Linked DNA regions of Mus musculus: regions 1 and 2 are each linked to region 3. A link is a loop called in an ENCODE intact Hi-C map of the cell type or tissue named here. Cell type or tissue: gastrocnemius. All regions are shown on one strand.

Evidence for each region. Hi-C counts contacts between places; a loop is a spot of excess contacts. Peaks named below come from ENCODE experiments on the same cell type or tissue, not always from the same donor. Only the 100,000 strongest peaks of a DNase experiment are listed, where the experiment ranks them.
Region 1: a loop joins it to region 3, with 9 times the contacts of the local background. A loop is called at or near these places in 28 of 42 quality-filtered maps.
Region 2: it touches region 3 in a loop (3-fold over the local background); 7 of 42 quality-filtered maps call a loop at or near these places.

Annotation. Positions count from the first base shown.
Region 1 is chr8:41,188,602-41,196,601 of GRCm38, reverse strand. It overlaps Fgl1 (fibrinogen-like protein 1), which reads left to right. Exons shown (of 8, transcript NM_145594.2): 8 at 4,922-5,168. The coding sequence ends at 5,081. Among named protein-coding and RNA genes, the nearest start is that of Fgl1, 23 kb to the left of the region's middle. In gastrocnemius, CTCF peaks have their summits at 2,319 (motif pointing left) and 4,919 (motif pointing right); DNase peaks (open chromatin) are centred at 2,330 and 4,965.
Region 2 is chr8:41,412,825-41,420,824 of GRCm38, reverse strand. It overlaps Frg1 (FSHD region gene 1), which reads left to right and starts at 3,707. Exons shown (of 9, transcript NM_013522.3): 1 at 3,707-3,925; 2 at 5,952-6,022. The coding sequence starts at 3,864. It overlaps Gm50494 (a long non-coding RNA gene), which reads right to left and starts at 3,699. Exons shown (of 2, transcript XR_003947538.1): 1 at 3,576-3,699; 2 at 3,090-3,474. In gastrocnemius, a CTCF peak has its summit at 3,586 (motif pointing right); a DNase peak (open chromatin) is centred at 3,651; H3K4me3 peaks cover 2,126 bases; H3K27ac peaks cover 1,595 bases.
Region 3 is chr8:41,054,046-41,062,045 of GRCm38, reverse strand. All of the region lies in intron 3 of Mtus1 (mitochondrial tumor suppressor 1), which reads left to right. Gm16193 (predicted gene 16193) reads right to left here. Exons shown (of 3, transcript NR_166600.1): 2 at 1,619-1,742. Among named protein-coding and RNA genes, the nearest start is that of Gm16193, 5.0 kb to the right of the region's middle. In gastrocnemius, a CTCF peak has its summit at 4,842 (motif pointing left); DNase peaks (open chromatin) are centred at 4,579, 4,829 and 7,194; H3K4me3 peaks cover 289 bases; H3K27ac peaks cover 2,379 bases.

The DNA of each region.
Region 1 (8,000 bases), 130 kb before region 3:
AAACAAACAATTACATGAAAGAAAAAGAAACAAACAACAAACCAAATTCTCCAATAACATGTCATGGAAATAAATCAAACTTTTACTTTTTAAAAAATTATTTATTTATTTTATGTATGTGAGTACACTGTTGCTGTCTTTAGACACACCAGAAGAGAGCATCAGATCTCATTTCAGATGGTTGTGAGACACCATGTGGTTGCTGGGATTTGAACTCAGGACCTCTGGAACAGCAGTCAATGCTCTTAACCCCTGAGTCATCTCTCTAGCCTTCTACTTCTTTTTAAATTTATTTTTATTTTATGTACATTGGTGTTTGGACTGCACATATATCCGTGTTAGGTTGTCAGAAGCTCTGGAACTAGTTACAGACAGGTGTGAGCTGCCATGTGGGTGCTGGGAATTGAACCTGAGTCTTTGGGAGAGAGCAGCCAGTGCTCTTAACTGCTGAGACATCTCTCCAGCCCTCAGAATGCTACTTTTACGAGGATGTTTTTGTTATAAGCAGAACACCACTAGTTGACGGGAGGAAGTAGAGAGCATGCATACAGTAAAGTTAAAAAAATATTATAATAAAGTTAAATGTTAAAGAGAAAGAAAGAGAAAAGGAAAAAGGGAGGAAGGAATTTGTGACACTCAGCTAGCTCTTTTCACTGCCCTATATCTTACAAGATAACCACTGTTACTGCTGTAATTTTAATGCTCCTTTTATTCCATATTAACTTTTTTAAAAATGTATTTATTTTTATTTTATGTATTTGAGTACACTGAAGCTGTACAAATGGTTGTGAGCCTTCATGTGGTTGTTGGGAATTGAATTTTTAGGACCCCTGATCGCTCCAGTCAACTCCACTCTCTCAGTCCCTGATTGTTCCAGCCCAAAGATTTATTAATTAATATACATAAGTAACACTGTAGCTGTCTTCAGATGTACCAGAAAAAGGTGTCAGATCTCATTACTGGTGGTTGTGAGCCACCATGTGGTTGCTGGGATTTGAACTTAAGACCTTCGAAAGAGCAGGCAGTGCTCTTAACCACTGAGCCATCTTGCCAGCTCCCATATTAACTTTTATTAGTTCATTGAATATAAGCCTTTCCAATCTAGGGAAGATTGCTACAATAGTCTTGAAACTTAATCCTACCCCAGCTGCTGTTTATCATCGAGCTCATTCTTTTGAGTGTGGAGAAGCTGGGGGACTGGGTTCTGAGGCTCAAATCCTGAGCCTTGTGGATCATAGGCAAGCACTCTACTATGGAGTACACACACCCTGGCTTCTGATACAAATTTCTTCATTGTATGAACCTGAGATATGCTTCTTTTTTTATTATTATTCTCTGTCCTGTCCCCACCTCCCAGCTTTTGAGACAGAAACTCATGTAGCCCAGGTTGGCAGAATTATAGGCAGAAGCATCCATGCCTGGCTGACTTTAGAGTGGTATATTCAATTCAGATTCAGTGAGTTTAAGATATTACCATCAGTTACAGTAAATTTATACAAGTGTAAAAATAGCAGATTTAGCCGGGCGTGGTGGAATCCTTTAATTCCAGCACTTGGGAGGCAGAGGCAGGCAGATTTCTGAGTTCGAGGCCAGCCTGGTCTACAAAGTGAGTTCCAGGACATCCAGGGCTATACAGAGAAACCATGTCTCGAAAACAAACAAACAAACAAAAATAGCAGATTTCCCCCTGGGTTTTACTTTTCCAAAAGATGAGTCTATTTAACATTTGGCCAGTTATTAGGAAAACAGAGTGCACACACACACACACACACACACACACACACACACACACACACAATGTGAAAGGAAGAGAAGGAAAATCACTTTTTCCTACTGTGAAAACTTGAAACAAAGTGATAATCTTCCCTTGTGGCTTTCTTGTTCTTAAAAAAAAAAGTTCTAAGTAAGCATTATTTAAGACTTACCTACAGATAACAATGTCATCTGTGAACATTCACTAATGTCTGCTTTTGAATAGACTGGAAGACATAACCGTTAACATTACTGAGTTCTGACGTGTGTACTTTGTCCATTTGGTTGATTTTTGGTTGATTGTTCTGTGCCCGAATGGCAGTTGTACACACATTAAGGAAGGCAAATAAATGTTAAGAGCTGACTTTAGAAATAGGGGTTGAGGAGAACAAAACAATTCAGTAGCAGGAGGCACCCACGGACTACTGGTCAACCTAGAGAGAAAATAAATTATTCCAGAAGCCTCGTCTGTACTCTGGTCTTCTGTGTCACATCTAATCTACGTGACTTGTTGGCACTTGTGAGTGTCTCTCGCTACTGAGGCTGGAATTGCAGCGCCCCCCACAGGTTTGTGTATGTATAGTCCAGCCCCACAATAGGTAGGAGCCTAGTCACAGCTGCCCTCCCTGCCTGTGCCCTGTGCCTTTTCCACCGGGAAAGGCTCCAACCCCTGAATCATTTGCCAACATAAGTCCTTCCTCCCGTAAGTTGTTTTTGTATGGCATTTAGTCATAACCAGTAGAAAAATAACGAAAACACTCATTGCTGCCTTGTGGGCCTCCTGTTTAATGCAAGTGTGATTTCCCCTACCTGCTATGCCCCACACCTGCAAGCTACAAGCTGCTTCGTTACCTCCGAGTATCAGTCTCCACTAAGCAGTGTCAAGCCCAGGCTAGAAACTGAAGGCTACTGACACACCCATCCCTGAATGCTAAGTCGTGGGCCTTATGGTCCATTTCTCAATAGGCTCCAAATCAGTCCAAATATGAAAGTTCATATGGCAGACGTCCTCTATATAAAGATATGCCCAAGTATTTATTTATAAAGAGGTTTTTCTTTTTAAATGTTACTTCTCATGGTACTTTGAAAACACAATGAATACTGAAGCCTTGCAGATTTAGGACGCATGGCTCCAATTAGTCCTAACCATTCAAATTAGGATGGCTGCCAGGGTGACCAATAAAAGTAAATCAGAAGCTTAGTGATGGCCCACGCCTACTACTTTGCATTTATGAATGAATTATAGGCTTTTCTGACTCAATATTTTTTCCAGAGTTGTTTTTTTTCCCCCAGAACTGCTTCTGAATATTCTTTTCACAGCCTTCAGGCTGATATGTTTTCATTCATTATAGCAATAAATAAATATACAGTGGCTGGGAGTGGTGGCGCACGCCTTTAATCCCAGCACTTGGGAGGCAGAGGCAGGCGGATTTCTGAGTTCCAGGCCAGCCTGGTCTACAGAGTGAGTTCCAGGACAGCCAGGGCTACACAGAAAAACCCTGTCTTGAAAAACCAAAAAACAAAACAAAACAAAACCAAAAAACCAGTGATTAATATTATATCAGGAAAATTAGAACAAACTGTAACATAGAAGTTTTTGTATGCCAAGGACAGATGAGTGTACTCCAAAGGAGGAAGAAGGAAATATTTGAGTTTTATGATACTCTAACAAACCTATCTAGATTGGTGCCATATATGTAAAAAAATTAACTTGGCAACCCAGACAATAGATTATTTGATGATAGCTGGGGGAGTTTTAAAAGGAGGTTTGGGTCCTGTTTGCTCTTGAAGATGGAAATATTTGATATGGTAACAGTTCAAAGAAGCGATCTGACTAGTGAAAGCCACATCTGACCAGGCCAGCTCAGTCACCTCAACAGGGTGGAGGTGGAAAGATGGGAAAGAAAAAGACAATTAGACAACAGTATAACATGAATGACGACTCCAGCAGGTGCTGAAGCTAAAGCAGGTTTGTTTTTTCCAGTCTGCTTTTATAACAATCTAGGTACATACAAAGAGTAAGCTCAGTCCTGAGGCATAAACAAAGTAATCGATTAACAAGGCAACAATCAAAGTAATCAAACAAGGCAATAAACAAAGTCCTGTGGTCCCTGCATCTAGGGGTTTATCACAATGACCAAAATACAAGGAATGCAATACTTTCCTCAGCTGTATTGACCTGGAGCCTACTTCCTAGTCCTAGCCCAATGTCAAATTCCTGCCGAATTCCTAGAAACAGCCCCCAATGCTCTCCTCACACATCTTGGCTGTAGATTAGAGAACTTGGATGCACCAACTACCCAGGAAGCTGCAGCAGAGCCCCTCCCCCCAGTCTTATTTTGCTAATCATGGCTTCCTGGCCAACCACAAGGTAAATAAACACTGCTCAACTGGGAGGATGTAGGTGAAGTTTACAAAGAAGTTTTTCTTTGCTTTTTTTTTTTTTCCTTCTCCTTTTTGTTTAAAAGCTACTAAGAACTGAAATACTAAGCTAAGCAGTGGTGTCACAGGCCTTTAATCCCAGAGCTTGGGAGACAGAGGCAGGAGGATCTCTGTGTTTGAGGCCAACCTGGTCTACAGAGTGAGTTCCAGGACAGCCAGGGCTACACAGAGAAACTGCCGCTTCAAAAAAAGAAAAATAGGAGCTGGTGAGATGGTTAAGATCGACGACTGCTCTTCCAAAGGTCCTGAGTTCAAATCCCAGCAATCACATGGTGGCTCACAACCATCCATAATGAAATCTGATGCTCTCTTCTGGAGTGTATGAAGACAGCTACAGTGAACTTACATATAATAAATAAATAAATAAATAAATAAATAAATAAATAAATAAATAAATATTTTTTAAGAAAAAAAAACACTCAATAAAAAAAAAAGAAAAATGAAAAAGAAAGGAGAGGGCGGGGGAGGTAGAGGGAAAACTGAAAGAACTGAGTTATTTAATTCTCAACACTCCAAGTGATTTGGGATGGATCGTCACATATACTATGGGACCGAAACTCACCTGTTTAAATAACATTTGGTTGTAGAAAAGTCTCAGGTTTGAGAACATGAAAGTTTTGTGGGAAAATGGCAGAAGTCATTATCTAAAAGTTCTAATCATTTCTTAGCAAGTTTCTCAAGAGTACTTTCCTTCTGATTGCTCTGTTTTCTTCTGTTCTCCCACTAGGTGTCACTCTGCAAACCTGAACGGTGTTTACTACCGTGGTTCCTACAGGGCAGAAACGGATAATGGTGTTGTGTGGTACACCTGGCATGGGTGGTGGTATTCCTTGAAATCTGTGGTTATGAAAATTAGGCCAAGTGATTTTATTCCAAATATTATTTAGTTGCCCTCATTGGGATCTCCTTTCTGTAATTCATCTTGGTTTACTTGAAAATAAATATTTGAAAAAGATATAATTCTGAATAACACACTCATGGCCATGGTAATTGTGTGTGACTTCTCATTCTTCATACTGCCTTTATTACTTAATGTACTTTAAGTTCAGCAGATACACAACATCCACCAAATAAATGCAGATTATGTTAATGTTTACCAAATTGCTATGTGCATACTGATATGAGAAGAGGTTAGAACTGTCTAGAAAACACCACAGACTGATTAACATGATTAACTAATAACCCAAGCTTAAATTTGTAATAATAAATCACATATGCCCGGGTGTGTTTAGTGCACGCCTTTAATCCATGCACTTGGAAGGCAGACACAGGTGGATCTTTGAGTTCAAGGCTGGCTTGGTTTAGAGAGCGAATTTCAGGATAGCCAGGAAAGACTTCACAGAGAAATCTTGTTTAGGGAAAAGAAAACAAACAAACAAAAAAACCAAAATAAACCAATAAATCATATATAACGCGACTGACAGAGAGAGAGAGAGAGAGAGACAAAATCTGGCAAAATATGATGTTTTGTCCAAATCAGCTACATACGTATTACACGTTGGGCTTTGGATTAAAGTCTGTGGCTACAGAGTTAAACTGTTAAGCGCAGTCCAGGCTCTTCAAAGGTATAAGCACTACTCACATGCTCAGGATATTTCTGCTGTTTCCACCTTTCTTCATAGGCCTTATTTTACACATGATGTTGGTTGACAATGGAGAAGTAACCAGAGGCCTCATCTTACTTCATAGGTCAGCCCCTGGGAGAGGTTGCTGCTGCTGAGCTGAGAATTTCTGTATCTGAGTTTTGGTTATAAGGTTAGTGAAAAAAACCAAAAACTCAAATCTAAGTTGTTCGGTACTAGGCAATGAATGGATCTTCTTGAATAACTCTGGATTGGTGTTTTTTAAGTGAAGATAAAAGAAAGATCTTCCAAAAACTATTTGCATGCTAACCCTGGGCCAGGCTCAGAAGATACAGCTTGAGCCCACACAGCTAAGGGAGAAAGGCACAGCAACCACATAAACATGAAATTGTAAGTTGGTTTTTGTTTGTTTGTTTTTGTGTTTTGTTTGTTTGTTTTTTGAGACAGGGTTTCTCTGTATAGTCCTGGTTGTCCTGGAACTCACTTTGTAGACCAGGCTGGCCTCGAACTCAGAAATCTGCCTGCCTCTGCCTCCCAAGTGCTGGGATTAAAGGCGTGTGCCACCACGCCCGGCTTTTGTTTTTATTTTTAACCACAGTGTCTATAATAGGTAGGGCAGCAAGATGGCAGCCTCCTGCTGGTGCAGAGAGAATCACTTTTGTAAGATTACTTTGTCTGAGTAATTTGACATCTTCAACCTATTAGAACTGTGACAAAAATGCCTATCTTCATTCTGTACCTCGAGTCATTCATTTTAGATATATTCAGACAGCAGTACTTTCCTTGGCTCCTGGACTCGTCACTTCTGTCCAAAACACAGTATGCAGACACACTGAGACAGTCCATCATACAGTGACCCCCTTGGATCCCAGCATCCTCACTGTCAGTCAGAACTATAACATACAACTGACATGAAAAGACAAGAGAAATATGGTAAAATAGGTCACCCATCAGTTCCTTGGCCTTCATTCTGGCCTTTGGCTAAAAAGAAAGGATAGTTATAAGAAAAATTATAGAAAAAGTCACCTGCATGAAGGGAGTACTTGAGAGTGAGTGTTCTGCAATGAGACCCGCAGTAAGTTCATGGATGAAATGATGATGTTTTGGAAGAAGGGGCAACTGGTCTTCTGATGATCCTCATTAGATATACTTCTAGCTAATGAATCTGAAGGTGTAGTTGAGAACTTTCACAGTTTCCAAGTTGTAGATGGTAGATACTTGTATACATGACAACCTTGCAAAAGTGATATGTGTTAAACTTGGTATAAATTGTACTAACTGATAGGTAAACATAAAATACTGACACTACTTATAAAGGTCTTAAAAGTTAATAGTGTAAATATTCCTAGAGTTGGTCACGGATCTAAAACAGCAAGTAAATATTTCCTCCCTCCCTCCCTCCCTCCCTCCCTCCCTTCCTTCCTTCTTTCCTTCCTGGGATAGGGAATTTTAAAGACAGGGTTTCTTTGTATAACCGGGGCTGTCCTGGAACTCTGTGTATAGCAGGCTGGCCTTGAACTCACAGAAATTCACCTGACTCTGCCTCCCTAGTGCAGGGATTAAAAATGTATGCCACCACCACCCAGTTTAAAATATTTCAGAAGCTGATAAGTAGAAAGGAGAGATGTGTGCTTTGATGGGTGTATGACGTGAAGCAGGGTCCTGACATGATTGCAGTGGTAGATGGAGTGGCAATCAGAGAGACTTCTTAGAATTTTTGATCTAAGGCCAACACTAGGTATACTAGGGGAAATCATAGCAGGCAGAAGGAACCCTAATGCAAAACACATAAAACAAGGATATGCATAGAAAAAAATGAAGACTACGAAGGTGATATAGTTTACAGGTCCTTAATTCTACATGTTATAGCTGGTTTACAGCTTCCATAATTTTCTTTCTATAGCAGAGTGACCTTGGAGAGGTACTAACTTCTCTGAGCCTTATGTGTTTCATCTATAAAACAGTGTGCCTCACGGGGTTGTTTATAGAGCTGTACAAGGGAGACAACATCATACAAAGCCCAGTGTCAGCCAGCGTTCAGTAAGAGCTGGTGATGGTAAGGAGGCACTGAAGAACAATGCTAGATGTTTTTGAAAGATGTCAAGGTCATGACATGTTATCCTCTAAACTAGTGGTTCTCCACCTGCCTAATGCTGAGAACCTTTAATACATTTCCTCGTGTTGTGGTGACCTCCCACCCCCCAAACATAAAATTATTTCCTC
Region 2 (8,000 bases), 360 kb before region 3:
AGGAATGGATACAGAAAATATGGTACATCTACACAATGGAGTACTACTCAGCTATTAAAAAGAATGAATTTATGAAATTCCTAGCCAAATGGATGGACCTGGAGGGCATCATCCTGAGTGAGGTAACACATTCACAAAGGAATTCACACAATATGTACTCACTGATAAGTGGATATTAGCCCAAAACCTAGGATACCCAAGATATAAGATACAATTTCCTAAACACATGAAACTCAAGAAAAATGAAGACTGAAGTGTGGACACTATGCCCCTCCTTAGAAGTGGGAACAAAACACCCTTGGAAGGAGTTACAGAGACAAAGTTTGGAGCTGAGATTAAAGGGTGGACCATGTAGAGACTGCCCTATCCAGGGATCCACCCCATAATCAGCATCCAAACGCTGACACCATTGCATACACTAGCAAGATTTTATCGAAAGGACCCAGATGTAGCTGTCTCTTGTGAGACTATGCCGGGCCCTAGCAAACACAGAAGTGGATGCCCACAGTCAGCTAATGGATGGATCACAGGGCTCCCAATGGAGGAGCAAGAGAAAGTACCCAAGGAGCTAAAGGGATCTGCAACCCTATAGGTGGATCAACATTATGAACTAATCAGTACCCCGGAGCTCTTGACTCTAGCTGCATATGTATCAAAAGATGGCCTAGTCGGCCATCACTGGAAAGAGAGGCCCATTGGACACACAAACTTTATATGCCCCAGAACAGGGGAACGCCAGGGCCAAAAAGGGGGAGTGGGCGGGTAGGGGAGTGGGGGTGGGTGGGTATGGGGGACTTTTGGTATAGCATTGGAAATGTAAATGAGCTAAATACCTAATAAAAAATGGAAAGAAAAAAAAAAAAAGAAAAAGAGGCCATAAATTTGAAAGAGAGTAAGAGGGGAGTATAAACATGGAGGCTTTGGAGGGAGAAAAGAAAGGGGGAAATGATGTAATTATTTTATAATCTCCAAAATAAAAATAAAATGTAGGGGGCTGAAAAAAAAAAAAAAAAAAAAAAAAAAAGAATGAACTTAAACAGAAGCTCAAGGACAATTCTATTAGTGTTCAAAAGAAAAACTCCAGAGCAAGAAGCATGACAGTTCTTCATAAATAGTAACATTAGGGGAATAGAGAAAACCATTGTTTGTGAGAAGCCGGTGTGGTGGAAGTGGGGGCGGTTTTAGAGAAAGAAAAAAGAAAAGAAAAGGAAAAGGAAAAATCCCAGAGTGACTGAGGAAGCTTGCTCAGGATGAGCTGAAAGAGATGGGGAAAAGGAAAAGTTACAGGAAAGGAAAGGCATTATCTCACTACAGGGATAATTATTTCTCTGGTCTCTTTACCCAAGGCTTAAGGTAAATTAGCCTTTGCTTTTTGGGGAATGGTCTCTGCCTGGTGAATGATAAGCCCAGATTTATTAACTCATAATCTTGGTTAGCTAGAATGTTAGGTCTCACTGGGCAATGGTGGGGGTGGGCACACACCTTTAATCTCAGCAGAGGCAGTCAGATCTCTTTAAGATTTGAGGCCAGCCTGGTCTACAGAGCAAGCTCCAAAACAGCCAAGGACACCCAGACATCCCCTGTTTCAAAGTGGGGGGAAGATTTTAGGTCTCTACCTAAGAACAGAGATTCTGGGGGCTGGAGAGATGGCTCAGCGCTTAAGAGCGCTGAGTGCTCTTCTGAAGGTCCTGAGTTCAAATCCCAGCAACCATATGGTGGCTCACAACCATCCACAACGAGATCTGGCACCCTCTTCTGGGGTGTCTGAAGACAGCTTACATATTAATAAGTAAATAAATCTTTAAAAAAAGAGAGAGAAATTTTATCTTATTTTCCAAAGGAAAGTGTCTCTTCCTTAATGGACTTCTATAGAGCTCTGATCAAGACTACTGTGGCATTGCCTCTCTTAAGCCATAACCCCAGCATCATTTATGGGATGGGCTAAACCTGAGGATGAGACAAGACCTATTTCACCAAGAAAAGCCAAAGATCCAGTTCCAGAAAAGATTAGTGCCTTGAGCTTTGGTCGCGCTCTCAGGTCATCTCCAGGTAAGGATGCTCTTTCAGAAGTTAGAAGACACCCAGCTCCCTTCTGGTGTTCTTGGGAAAAGCGTGGTCATTCCTGCTTGTGCAGTTTTCCAGGGCCTTACCCTAAACTGCATGCTCTGTTCCTATCACAAAGCCAGGTCCCCAGCACCAGAAAAGACAAGACAAAGATAAAGAGAGTTAAATCAGATACTTTTAAGCAATAATCATTGGCTGAGTTACAAATAACAGACCCTGTATTTATTTGCTGGATAGGGAGAAGTACTTGCAAAAGTGTTTCCTGTATGAGGTTGTGGGCAGTTTCTGTGCAAGGTTGGAGTTCAGGCAGTATCTTTGTGATAGTTTTGTCAAAAATATCTTCTATTTGCTAGATGTAATCGCCATCTCAGAGGCTTGCTGCTGAATAAACTCACCCTTTCCACTCCTTTCTAAATTCTGGCTGGCTGATTCAGCTAATCTATTCTGGCTTCAACTCCTCTCCAAGCTGACTGATTTTCATCTGGCTTCTCTCCGTGTCTCCTGAGTTGCTCTGCTTGCCCTCAAACTAACTCTGGTAATCTATTCTAATCTTCTGGCTTCTCATTCTCTGGCTTTAACTGCCTCTGCTGACCTTCACTGAACTGCAGGAGCTCATGAAGGAACTCACTCAACTCCACTGTACTGTACTCGCCACTCTGACTCCCCACTGACTGACAAGCGCTAAAGACTGAACTTGCCCCTGACCTGAATAGCTTCTCTCTCTTGTGCCACTCAGATGAGCGTTGAGCATATTCTGTCAAATCTCCCTCTGATTCACCACTTTGTTTGCCCCTCAATTAGACATCGTTGTTTAGGATTAAAGGTGTGTACTAAGTGTGTGTCTGGATTCCAGCCAGATCACACAGACCTAGAATATCTTTGCACGTCATCCCTTGCCAGAGCTGCCATCAATCATTCCTTCAAAAGTGTTTTATATTTGTCAAGTGTTGACAAAGCCATTCCATTTTTTGATTCTAACAGCATTCATGTTTCTTTCACAAAAACCAAAGATCACACAGAAGCTGTATCAGCGGTGCATTGTTTGTAATGGAAGGGAGTTATAACATTGCGGGGAAGATTGGAGGAGGCAAAAGGAATACGCACTTGGCTGGATCAAGACTACAGGGAAAGACAGTATTCGGTGTGGAGACCAAAGTCTCTTCAGCACTTGCGATAGAAACCAGTAGTTAGCAACTATACATTGTATCATTCCTCAATTGTTTCTTGTGTGTTACTCATACACAATACACGAGTAAAACATGTACAACACAACTAACAACTCTGGAGCCAGAGTCGTTGATAAAGTTGCCCGAAGCCAAGGCTGTGACCCACGCCTCCACAGAACACACATCTCGGTTTCTCTGTGCAGGCCCAGTCTGGCGGGTTGCCGGGTACTTGGTGCGATGTCCGCTGCAAAGAGAGTGGGCAGATAGATTTGATCCTTTCAACATCTGGCTCATCCAATCCAGGTATGGTCTTTACAACCTCGGCAGCAGGAAACTGTTGGATACCTTCGCTTCCACCAGGGGGCGTCTCTATAAGTTTTGCCTGGTTTGGGGGGGAAAAAAAACCGCGAACATCCGGGACTTCGCCGCAGGAACGCTGACGTGATTGGACCCTCCACGGCCGCCGTAGTGCATCGGAAGCAGTAAACAGGAAGCCGGAGAATCGTAGCCTTGGGTTGAAGAAGACCGAGAGTTCCTCGGGGACTCGCTCAGCTCCGGCCGTTAGAGCCACTTCCTCCTCCTCCCAGTCCTACGGAAGCTCTGCCAGAGGCTGCCACTTCAGCGAGCCGGGCCATGGCCGAATATTCCTATGTAAAGTCCACCAAACTCGTGCTCAAGGGCACTAAAGCCAAGAGGTGAGGCGGCGCTCGGGAGGGAGGCGCGGTTCTCAGTGCATCCATCCCCGGGGCTCAAGGGACGGGGTAGCCAAGCCACCCAGGACACTCAGACCTGCGTGGACAGCCTCCCCGACACTTCTTAGCTGACGCTGCGTGGCCGGGGATCCCCCGAAACGGAGAGACCAGGAGTCCTACTTTTGCCCCCCCCCCCAGGCCTCCCCCTGCCTGCCTTGATAACTTGCTTTAAGGAAAGTTTTTTTTTCCACCGGTCTTTCCTGCAAATGGAAAAAGCAAGCGGACAAACAAAAACGCCCTGATTCTCTGCAGTGTAATATGTAGGGGGCAGGCAAAGCTGCATCATAGTGTGAGTCGGGACCTTGAATTCGCACCGGTGATGGGTTGATGGTTCGTTTGCTGATTTATTAGACGCTGGTTCTTGTTCCTCGAGACTATAAAAAAGAGTTATGAGAACTGAATGAGACAGCCAACTCAGAATATAACAGCCAAGTGGAGGCATGTGGGTGTGATTTATAGTTAGCCCTATAGAGAAAGATATCTTGCCCGATCCTATTTCCGTCCTCTTGAAGGATCTAGCCAAAGTTGAACACTTTATTTCCTGTATCACCGCTGAAGCAGTTTCAACAGGTACTTGTCAGCGAGCTTCGTGCTGAATGAGCTCGGAGCTTTATCCTGACCGAATCTGAAACTGTTTAAAATTTAGAATTTGCTTCTGAAGATGTTGTCGATAAAATACAAAGAAGTTAAGACAGCAGTTATTAAAACCTATGTAGTGCTTTCCATGTTTCCATGATTGGTTCTTTGTTTTTTTGAGACAAGGTTTCTCTGTGTAGTCCTGGAACTTAACTCTGTAGACTAGGATAGCCATGAACTCAGACACTCACCTGCCTCACCTCCCCCACCCCACCAACCCCCAAGTGCTGGGATTAAAGGCTTGGGCTGCAACCACAGCAAGGCTCAGAATTTGTTGTAAGCACTCTGAATAATCACTTTTCCCCTAAGATCTCTCCTCGTGTTTCCATTTATGGAGCTGTAATTCATAAGCCATAAACTCCTTTTAAAGTGTACAGCTAGTGGGGTTTAGTATATTTACGAGTTCACCACTATTTAGTCAGTAAGCATTTTGCCACTCCAAAGGAGACTGTTTAACCAACCATTAAATAGTCACACCCTTCTGCCCGCCCTTCCAGCTTCTGTCGACTGCTTTCCAGCTATAAGGATTTACTTGTTATGAATATGTTATGCCTGTGGAATTAAATAGTACATAGCCTTCTATGTTTGGCTTCTTTCACTTAGGTTGCTGTTGAGACAGGATCTCCGTACGTAGCTCTGGTTGGCCTGGAACTCACAGAGATCCACCCGTGTGCTGGGGGCTGCTGCTGTGTGCTATACCTGGAACTCACAGAGATCCACCCGTTTGCTGGGGGCTGCTGCTGTGTGCTATACCTAGCTTCTTGCTCTTCGTTTTGAAGAGCAATCCATCCTGTGGGCTGTGTGTTTGTTCTGTTCTGTGACTGAATGATACTATTTTTATTATGTTCTTTCTTCATTTGATGAGTGTTTTCTGCTAATGACAATGATGCTATCAGTTTTCTGGTTTTTGTGGACATACTTTTTTCATTTCTCTTGGATATCTGCGCGCACACACACACACACACACATGTGTGTGTGTGTAGAATTACCTAGGGTGTTATTTTTGATAACTCAGTGTTTAGCTTTTTGAGAAATGCTTTACAACAAGGCTGTCTTTAGTTAAGGGTTCTATTACTCTGATAAAACAACTTGACCAAAGACATGGGGTAGGGAGAGGGGTTATTTCAGCTTACTTCTGCTTTGCAGTCTGTCGTCTGGGAAATGAGGGCAGAAGCAGCTTCTCGGTGTTTTAAACCAAACATCTGTAAATTGTAAAAGATCGTTTATCCGTAGGTCACTCATAGAGCTGGAATGACTCCTGAGTTCTCACCTTGTAGTTCTTAACACATAACAGTATGTCCAAGTCCATGCATACATCTTTTTTCCCCTTTAGTAAAAAGAAAAAGAGCAAAGATAAGAAGAGAAAACGGGAAGAAGACGAGGAGACCCAACTTGATATTGTGGGTAAGCCACCTCAGTTCTTTTTATTTTTTAATTTTTTTCTCTCTAGAACCTCTTTTATTAGGGCACTAATCCCATTTTGAGAGCTTGACCATCACAAACGAATCTCCTCTCAGTGTTGTGACCGCTGCCGAGCTCCAGAGCATTGGTGACAAGGTTTCAGCATGTAAAATTTGGAGATGATACGAACATCCAGACTATGGCATGACTGAGATTTGAGGTTCCTATAATTCTCACTTGCCTTACAATATTCTTAGAATTTATCCAAACGTTAACAAAGTCTAGAAATCCATCCTAGCTCGAAGCTGCACTGTCGTTTATTGTATGAAATGTTAGCATCTCTTATTGTTCCACTTGAAGTGTTTTCTGAGTCAGAACTGATGGTCTGCTTGTCAGGTCACCAGATAAGACTTTTCTTCCTCACCGTAGGAACCCCACAGTGGGCCAGAGACTCCATTGAGACTGATCCCCAACTTTAAAGGCCTGTCAGACAAAAGTACTGTCATCTGCACATCATTTTCTTTGGAAGCACATAAACTGTGGTGACGAGTCTGCAATTTCTTTGTTTCCAAAGGAAGTATAATGTAGCAAATTAATTATCACATACCCTGAAATGAATGAGAATCCTAAACACAACAGAACATCAAGGCCCCTATAAGTGGTTCTAGAAGCACTTGCAAATCCATAGCCAATACCTTCTGTTTTCCTGCCCTATGTGTACCTATACTTTCAGTCAAATTTCTTGTTTATTAAAACTGGGCAAGCTAAATTTTGAAACTTTGGCCAAATAAAACCACAGGTAATAGTATGTGTGGCCGTGGCCAGGCCTGGCAGCCCGATGTGGGTCCCAGGGATAGAAGGAGAGAAGTGGCTTGCACAAGTTGTCCTCTGTCTGACTTGTACACACACTGACAGACAAACACATGGACGCAAATAAATGTAATAAGAAATTTTTAAAAAGTAGGCAATGGTGTAAAGTTACGATGTAGGAAACCTCACATCACTTGAAAAAAAGCCGTTCTAAAATAATAGAATTCTGTAATTGGGGTCAGGATCAGGGGTAGGTATGTGTCTGCTGACCTGCTGTTTCTTACCATAGGTGAGTAATTAATGGTATTAGAATGTGCCAAATTGTTCTAAATGGTGTTGCTGTTTTAATGTCCTACCAGGGATAGAAAAATGTTGTCTGCTGCAGGTCCTGGGAAGTAAGCAGCCTTTCTCTCACACCGCTGCCTTTGGTTTTCTTTACACTGCTTGTCTGCTGAGCTGGTCTCTAGTTTTCCTCCGACTTGTTAACTGTTTTCTCTCATAGTTGCTGCCTTTTAGGTCTTTATTTAGCTTACCCTTATCTCAACATCTTGAAAGACTTCTGCTCTTCCTTTTGGACACATTCAAGTTTAGAGTTTTCTTCTTTGCTAACTTTATCACCCACTTCAGGGTGATTGTGTAGTGTGAGGTAGGTCTCAGAGATTGGGTTTTGCTTCTGTTTTTCCCCAGCCTCCTTTTGAATTGTTGTCTTTTGCTATGAAATGGCTACTTAAAAATTAGCTGGGTTTCTGTATGTCGGTCTCCTTCCTGACTCTTGTTCCACTTATCTGTTTTCTGTCAGTGTTTGTCTTTATTACTTCATTGCTTTATTCATCCCATAAGGTTTCCAGGTCCAGGAATTGAGTTCACCTCCTTCGTGTTTCTTTAATTAAAATTTGCTATTTATTCTGAGTGTTTATGTCCAGTTAAACTTCAGAGTAAACTTACCATTTCATTTAATAAAGTCCGTCAGGCTATCTAAGAGAGTTGTATTGCTTTTAGACTATTTGAGACATTCAGTATTTCAATTGTATAGAGCTTATATTTCTGTATTGGCTTTGCTCTTTGGGGTGTTAAGCTCCCTCACTATCATTGCTGCTTTGTTTATATGAACATCTCCAGTCATGTTTTCTTTGACTGTAGTTTAATTCTTCCTTTCTTGTGTCTTCTATTG
Region 3 (8,000 bases):
TTTATAAGTTTATTTATAAGTAGCCTATTGTTTTTATTTGAAGAACATTTAATATTACAGTACTCTCCAATGAAACTAATTTATTAGATGTACATTGCTAATGAAAGCATTTGGCCCATTAGAGTTAATTGCAATTGAATATACAGCTGTCATTTTGAGAATAGTACAATTTGTTACTGCTTTGGGTTTTACTTTAATTTTCTAATTCCTAGTTACTGTAGATAATTTCTATAAAGGTCTTTTTATGTAGTTGCATGTAAAGAGCTGACATTATAACCATAGCTATAACAGGGTTATCTTTTGTTTGAACCCCACATTCATTTAGCACTTTATCTTCCTGAGTGTCCCTGCTGATTGCCCACCTTATTAATAATTAAATGTTACCAAGTGACCTCAGTCACCTCCTCATGGTCTAGAGAAAATTCCCATACCCTTTGCTCAGGCAAGTATGCCTGCCTCCTAATCTCTACTCCATTTCTCTACTCTTCCCTTTGGACAAGGCCTGTCTTCTACCATGTGATCAAAATTCTAATTCAAATACTGAGAGCCATCCATGCCTCTCTCCATCTCTCCACTATATTCACTACCAAAGTTCAGGTTTAAAGTTCCCATCTGGCGTTTAGTGGCATCTCTTTCCCAGTTGTGAAATAACCACATCTCCAACATTGTTGCTCTTTTCTTTACCCTGCCATCTGCGGTCCCACTAAGAATGGACCCTCCAGAGCACCAGGCGCTGTGTCATGGGCCACAGTGACTTTCCTAGTTACACTTTTCTTTGCAAACTTTTGTCAGATGTTTCAGATACACAGGCCTGTGCTTTTGTGATCGCTTTTTTTTTTTTGCAAGTTACCTTCCTGGCTCAGCAAGTAAACACTTGTATAATACACACTCCCATGTGATTTCATAGCCCAGATATTTTTAAAAGAGTGGTCTGTGTTGTCCATTTTAGGTAACATTGTAGTAGATTCTCATTCTTTCTACCTTTCTTTCTTCTTCCCCCAATCTCGTTCTCTCCTGCCTCCCCTGATCTCTCTCTCTCTCTCTCTCTCTCATATAACTGAATCTCATTTATGCAAGCCATACATTTTATCAAATGTGAACTGTGATATGCTTTATGATGATGTTGAAAAGCCTCTCACAGCTTTGTTAAGTCCCTGTTCATGTCTGCTTGATAGTTCAGAGATGGGAAATCACTTTGGCTGGTAGATGTTTTGTGGCTCCGGGAATTGCTGTCATTCCTTTGAAGGTGCTTCTCTCTTGCAGTGTGGACTCACTTACCTTTCCCAGGCCTTTCCTTAGAGTAGGCTGAGTCAGCACTGGGAGACTGGCAATGCACCGTCAAAGGCCCTGGAGCTTTCTCTTGGAGAATAAAGTATTTCATAGAAGGGGAAGACAAAGGAGGGCCATTGGGGAGCTCATTCTTTGGCTTTCATTTCCAGCCCTAGGAAACATACCTCTTAGGAAATCATGACTTTCCACTAGTAAAATGGCTGTCTTCATAATAACCAGATACAAGCTATGAATGTAGGCATTGACTTAGTGTCCTTCTTGAGTGAAATAAAAGGGTGGATGATGAGCTACTGCTTGCAGATGGACTCACACAGCTACTGGAATCTACCTTGTCTGTCCAGTTTCTCCTTTCTTGGTTGCCGGATCCACTTTGTACTGGGAGTCGTGCGTTTGAATGTGGTCCCCATTGACTTCTGCATTTATGACTTTTCATTGTTAACTGTGCTCGCCATCTAGAGAAAATCCATACCAATAAATGTTTAAATGCTAATGATGAGGGAATGGAGATCTTCTCACCCACGCCTTTTCTAGTACACTCAATCTTGGCAGACCCCACGATACTCCCATTATACTGCAGTATGTTTTTCTGCAACTGTTTTATTATAAATTTAAACTTCCTGTGTGATATTTTTCTTCTTTCGCGCTCTTGAACTTGAACTAATATTGTGTAAACGGTTATAATTACAAAAGTGAATGTACATATGTATCGTAATAGCCATCAAAATTCCAATGTCCTATTTCACAGGCTAAGAATTAAATAGCCATAATTCATTTGGAACTTAAAAAAGACCACGAATAACCAAAGCAACCCAAAGGAGCCAAGGAACATGGCTGGAAGTGTCATGATCTTAACCTCAAATTATAAAGCGGAGCTAGAATGACAAAGACAGCTCAGTATGAGAATATGCCCTTAAACTAACGGAATAGGACCGAGGATCTGTAAATAAGCAGGGAGGGTGGAGCCTAATTTTTGTTGAAGGAATCACAAAAACACTGCAGTGGAAAAAAAGCCTTTTCAACAAATGATGTTGACAAATCTTAAGATGCCCATCTGCCGAAGAGTGACGTTAGGTCTGTACAAAAATCAACCCAAAGTAGATCAAAAGCTCTTAATTCATAATGTGAAGTTGTCAGAGAAAAGACATAGGGGTGAGCCACCCATTTCTGAACAGAGCGCGGTAACACAGGAACCAGGGCCAAGAATCAACAAATGGGATTTCTTGAGATTAAAACGTTTATGCACAGTGAAAGAAGCCATCGACTGTGGGTCAAACAGCTCACAGAATGGGAGGATATCTTTACCACCTACACTCTAGACAGGAGGCTTATCTCTAATGAACTGCAAAAATTAAACACCGGGGAAATAATACTGCTAATTTGACAGGATGAACACTTCTTAGAAGACACACAGAAGACTAATTATTTAAGTGTTCAATATCCCTAATCATCAGAAGAATATCAATTAAGACTACTCTGAGATACAGTCTTACTTCAGTCAGAATGGCTGGTGTGAAGAAACCTGTTAAGTGTTGGTGGGGATTTGGAGAAATTCCCACTTATTGTATGTGGGACCGCAAATCAATACATTATTTGGAAATCAGTTTGGAAGTTTGTAAAAATAATAATAGAACTGCCCTGTGTCCCAGCTATTCCACTCCTGGGCACATACTTGGAGAATTCCACACTCTACTAGAGAGACCATGTTTTATTACCGCGCTATTCACAACAGCGAGGAAGGAGAATCAACCTAGATATGTCTATCAACAGACAGATAAGGAAAGTGTGGTACTATATATTATTGAATATTATTCAGCTGTAAAGAAAAGTGAAATCTTGAAACTCCCAGAAAAATGGATGGAGTCACAAAATATACTGAGGTCACCCAAACTCAGAAAAGAATCACACGAACTTCCTCATATGCAAATCCCAGCCTACAGTGCATATGAAAATTGTGTGTGTGTGTGTGAAGCAGGAGGATTGCTTGAGCCCAGGAAGCTGGGCAACAGAGCAAGACTCTGCTTTTCAAAGTTAAGCTTTTGGTGAAATAGGTGGAAGGGAGAGGGTGGGTGGGTTGGGAGATCAAGAGTTCCCTTGGAACCTTCCTAAGGAATGCGGGCTAGGGCAGGTAAGGGGCTGGTGACCGAGTATGGGCGCGTGTGCTTCTGGGCAGGCTGTGCGTTAGTGAGCATGGTGTAGGTCTCTGGAGGCACACTTGAAAGATCTGGAAGTCTATGGTGTTTCCAGAGGCAGTACCAGGAAGCACACCTTTCCAAGGAATCCTGTATCTCCTAAGCTTGCTAGGTTTTGACTTCATTGTAGCTGTGACCCAGAAAATTTGATCCCCGGACCTTTGATTTTGGAGTTGACTCCATCTGGATGGTTTTTTTTTTTTTTTTTTTTTCCGACAGGGTAGCAGTTTGATAAATTTGTATTCTAAAGATCTGCTTTTCCATTCCACCTAAAGCCAGTGAAAAGGGTTGGCACGAGAAGTGAAAGCGGAATGGGTGTTTGAACATGTAACACTTGCTGTGCCTGTTAGTAAGGACTTGTATTTAATTAATAGACTTAAAGAGTCAAATTGCCTTGTAAAATGGGCGATTAAATGTCTTGGTATAGATGGAGAGAGAGAGTGTTTTAACAAAATGAGTCATTTACTCATGGCATGGGAAGGACACTGATTTCAGCAGACACCTGTTGCAGCTCCTTGCTTTGTAAAGTCCAAGGAACAGAGTTGGATTGGGAATGCCTCTGCTCTCGGAGTCTCCACCCAGATCAATCAAGCTCAGGAAGCCAGTAGGAGGTATGAGCAAAAGCCAGACCAGCAAGGGGGAAGCCTGACCTGGCAGGGGTGGCTTGAGAAGAAGCCAGAATTCTGAACAGCTTAGCTTAGATTTAATGGATTTTTTTTTTTCAAGGTACCGGGCCTTGAACCCAGGGCCTCGTGCATGCTAGGTAAGTGTTCTGTCATGTGCTGGGGACAAACCAGTGAACGTAACATTTTGCCACCGTCACCTTATTTGTCTGCCATTGGTAAAATGTGACAGCATCATTTTTGTCAAAGGTCTTTCCAACCCTTGATGCACTCTAGGGCAGTGATGCTACCAGCATAGCTCGCATAGGGCCACTCGGTGCCAGGATATCCGGAGATGATACAGGCATGGTCCCAGTGATTTGAAGATTGCCTAATGAAAGGGAAGCGAGAGGAAGCCAGAGCACCCACGTTGTTGAAACACAATGAGGAATTCAGTGTGAGTGGATCTGGTCTTCAGAAAGAGGATGGGGCGGAGCTTGTGGAATTGAGGTTCAGTCTCCACTAAGTCCTTGAGTAGAGCATAAAGCACATCAAATAGACTGCTCAAGAGGTGAGCGAGTTTGAAGAGTTCTGACCAAAACAATTGTTTGGCAAGTATGTATGCCTTTGTTTGTTTGTTTGTTTCCAGCAACGCAGTTTTAGAAATTTGAGTGAACAGCATTCCTCACATCAAGTTTGGCAAATCAACTGGAAAGATGAAACAGGAACGGGGTGGGGAAAAAAATGAGCATAGCGCCACCTGCTGTTCAGCTCCGAGCATTTTTTTTATTTAGTGAAAGCTTTCTCCCAACCGTGATTTTTTTGCTTTGAGTGCTTTTAAATTTTCGTCTATTTCTTTTTAAATATGGCCACCTCATGTGCTAACAGAGCAGTCTGCTTATTTTAGTGTTAAAGGGAAAGGTATCACATCTGATCGTTTCTGCTTTGATCACGGTTTTACCAAAGGCTTCTTTCTTAATGTTTTTTTTCTTTTCCCTCATCCTTCTTGCACATCAGAGATGTGTGAGTTAATTACTTGAGGCCACACTTCTCATAGCCTAATTGCTTCATCATTTCCTCTCTTCTGCTTCTGAATTATTCAAAAGAAGTAAGTGTGTGTGCGGCTTTTGTGTCTCTCTCATCTGAAGCATCATAGCGTTGAACATTAATTTTGCATTCTGACAACTCCATGGTCGGTAGAGAAGTTTGAATGTACCAGCTTAAAGTACAAGTTTTCACGATAGATAGAAACCTTTTTTTTTTTTTTTTTTAATCCCAAGGAAAGCCTCCGTGCTTGAAAACTGCACTCTCTTCTTGGGTGAATTTGCCTAGACCACTTCCTATATCCGAAGCATCCTTGATATGCAGGGCAGGAAGCACCCGGTCAGTGGCCAGCACCCACAGCGACCTGAGCGCCTACAGCAGTGACTGTAAGTCAGACTGATGTCACCTTTTGTGGGTGGTTGAGACAGTAGACATAGGCAAAGCCAATGGTCCACAAATAATTAATTTTGTCTCTGTATCTTAGTGGGAATTTTACATATTGTTTCTTTGTAATTACTCAGAATGTTTGACATGGAAACAAGTTTTTAGGAATAGATTTCTTTGAACGAACCTCCAGGGAACCCTGAAATGGTTACGTATTACTGGCAGGTGCTATATAAAGGAACTTAAAGTACATTATTCCAGCTGACATGTTTGCAGGGCTGTTTGGAAAAGAATAGTAGCTGGGGCTCTTCCAGCTTGAGATCCAGAAAACCATCACTGGTTTAGTTTGGTTTGGTTTTCGAAAGAGTGTCTTGTGGAAGTGCTTTGTAAACTTCTGCTTTAGATGCCAGCCACAGGGTGGTACAAATTATACAGCTTTAAGCTTAATCATAAATAAGTTAAACTCAGGGGAATACTCTGAAAGGTTTTGTGCATTCCATTTTCTTCATGCCGAGTGAGCAAAGAAGCTAAGCTCTTTTTTCCCCCCAAAAAGACTTCTCCCCCTTTATTCAAAAGATGCATTCAGAAGAGAGCTTTTTGTTTTGTTCCCCCCTTTCTTCTCAAATTTCCTCACGAAATAATCCATGAATGAGTTAAGACAAACAACTTTGGAGGGCCCACTGTGCCTAGGATCATAATAGGTACAGGGAGGGATATAGGTGACAGAGAAATAGCCTTATGAATAATAAAAAGCAGATTAGGAGAAAGAGACAGATTATATACATTTGTGAGGAAGAGTTGGAGATGTGAGCTCTTTGCTTTAACGACAAATGCATGTCATTTGTGTGGGGGGTGGGGTGGGGTGGTGTGGGGGGCCAGAGTCATCAAACTCTTTAGGTGTAGACCAGCAACAGAGCTACCATACACGTACACGCTCCGCTACTCCACTGCTTCCACCCCAATACCTTGGTCTTTACCTTGGACTTTTAGGAGACTTAACTGAGGCTCAGAGACTATTACCAGATCAAAGTCACACAGCAAGTATGTGACAGGATGGATTATAGACAATAGGCATTGAGTTAATGGCAAAGGACCCATTTCAGACAGGTCACTGAATGCAGAGGCTGGTCTCATAGGCACATAGTATTAGTATGTTAATTAAAATTAAAGAGGGTTATTATTTTTGTATGTATTCATTGTTTAAAATTTTAAAGGGGTGGGGGAAAACCCCAAAGGGTTTATGCTAACAGGTAATTAATTCTCTGTGAACCTGAAAATATGACTAGCATTTGTTATTATTGTGAATTCGTCTCCCATCTAGACTTCTTTGTCCTACTGTGCAAATTAAAAGAACAAAAACAAAAACAGAACAAAACAAAACAAACCACCCTGATAGAATCACCAGAAAACCCTGAAAGCCATAATGATGGAGTTTGTGACACTCGGAGCAGACACATTCCATAATATCACACCCTGGGTTTTCTATCGAACAGCCATGTTGAACTGGCCACTGCCCCAGTAGCCTGTCTGACCCTGCCAAGGAGGTTTCGAAATGCTTTTGTCCTTTCTTTTTGTCTGTTAACAAAAGGGTTTCCCCGTGTACCCGCAGAGCCTGTCTAGTGGCCATGCGTCCCCCTTACAGATTAAGCGTGCACGTCTGCCAGTCTTTCTTAGTCTGTCGTGCAGCTGGTTTAATCTGTTCCGTGTAGTGCCTGGCGGCTTACAGCTCTCCCCCTCCCCATTCTAATTGACTGGGAGCAAGCATGAGGGATGCATGAACATGGCTGCAGCTTTTCCTGCCTGAGCTTGCTTTGTTCCTTTTTAAATGACTATACCAGGAGGATTTCGCAGTTGTACAGAAACTGATATTTCTTCAACGATCTTTATCAATTCTACACTCACACCCCCGGCCGGCTCAGAAAGGCAGTATGATGCTACCTTACTGGCACTGCTTGTCGTGGGATCCTACAGCCTTTGTATAATTCCTTTGTTAGCCACGCTTACTAGGAAAAAAAGTAGGTCGACGGTTTCTCATCTGATTCTTTGCTTTGTAAGCATGCTTAAATTTTTATTAAATAAATTGATTTTTTAGGCCCGCTTGGTTATTAGCTTTGTTGTTGCTTGCAATTTATGTTGACTGTGGTGTTTCGTGATTGTATTTATATATATTTAAGATGTGAATGGATCTGTTGGGAACAAATTTTATTGTGTGTTTTCTGGGGTTGGGTGCTTAAACCAATTATAATTCAGCTTATCAATGTTCTTGGTATGATGTTATCCTATTACCAAAGACCATTTGATGATTTAATTTCTGATTAAAAGGCTGTTTGATGATTTAATTTCTGACTAAATACTAAGTTTTGAGTGTGTGACTGGCAGATGTAGAAAAATATTTCCTTAGGATTTAAATGAAAGGGTCAGATTTTTTTTTTGTTGTCTTCAGTTATAATTAATATACAATTCACATAATAGTGTTAAATGTGTATGCGTT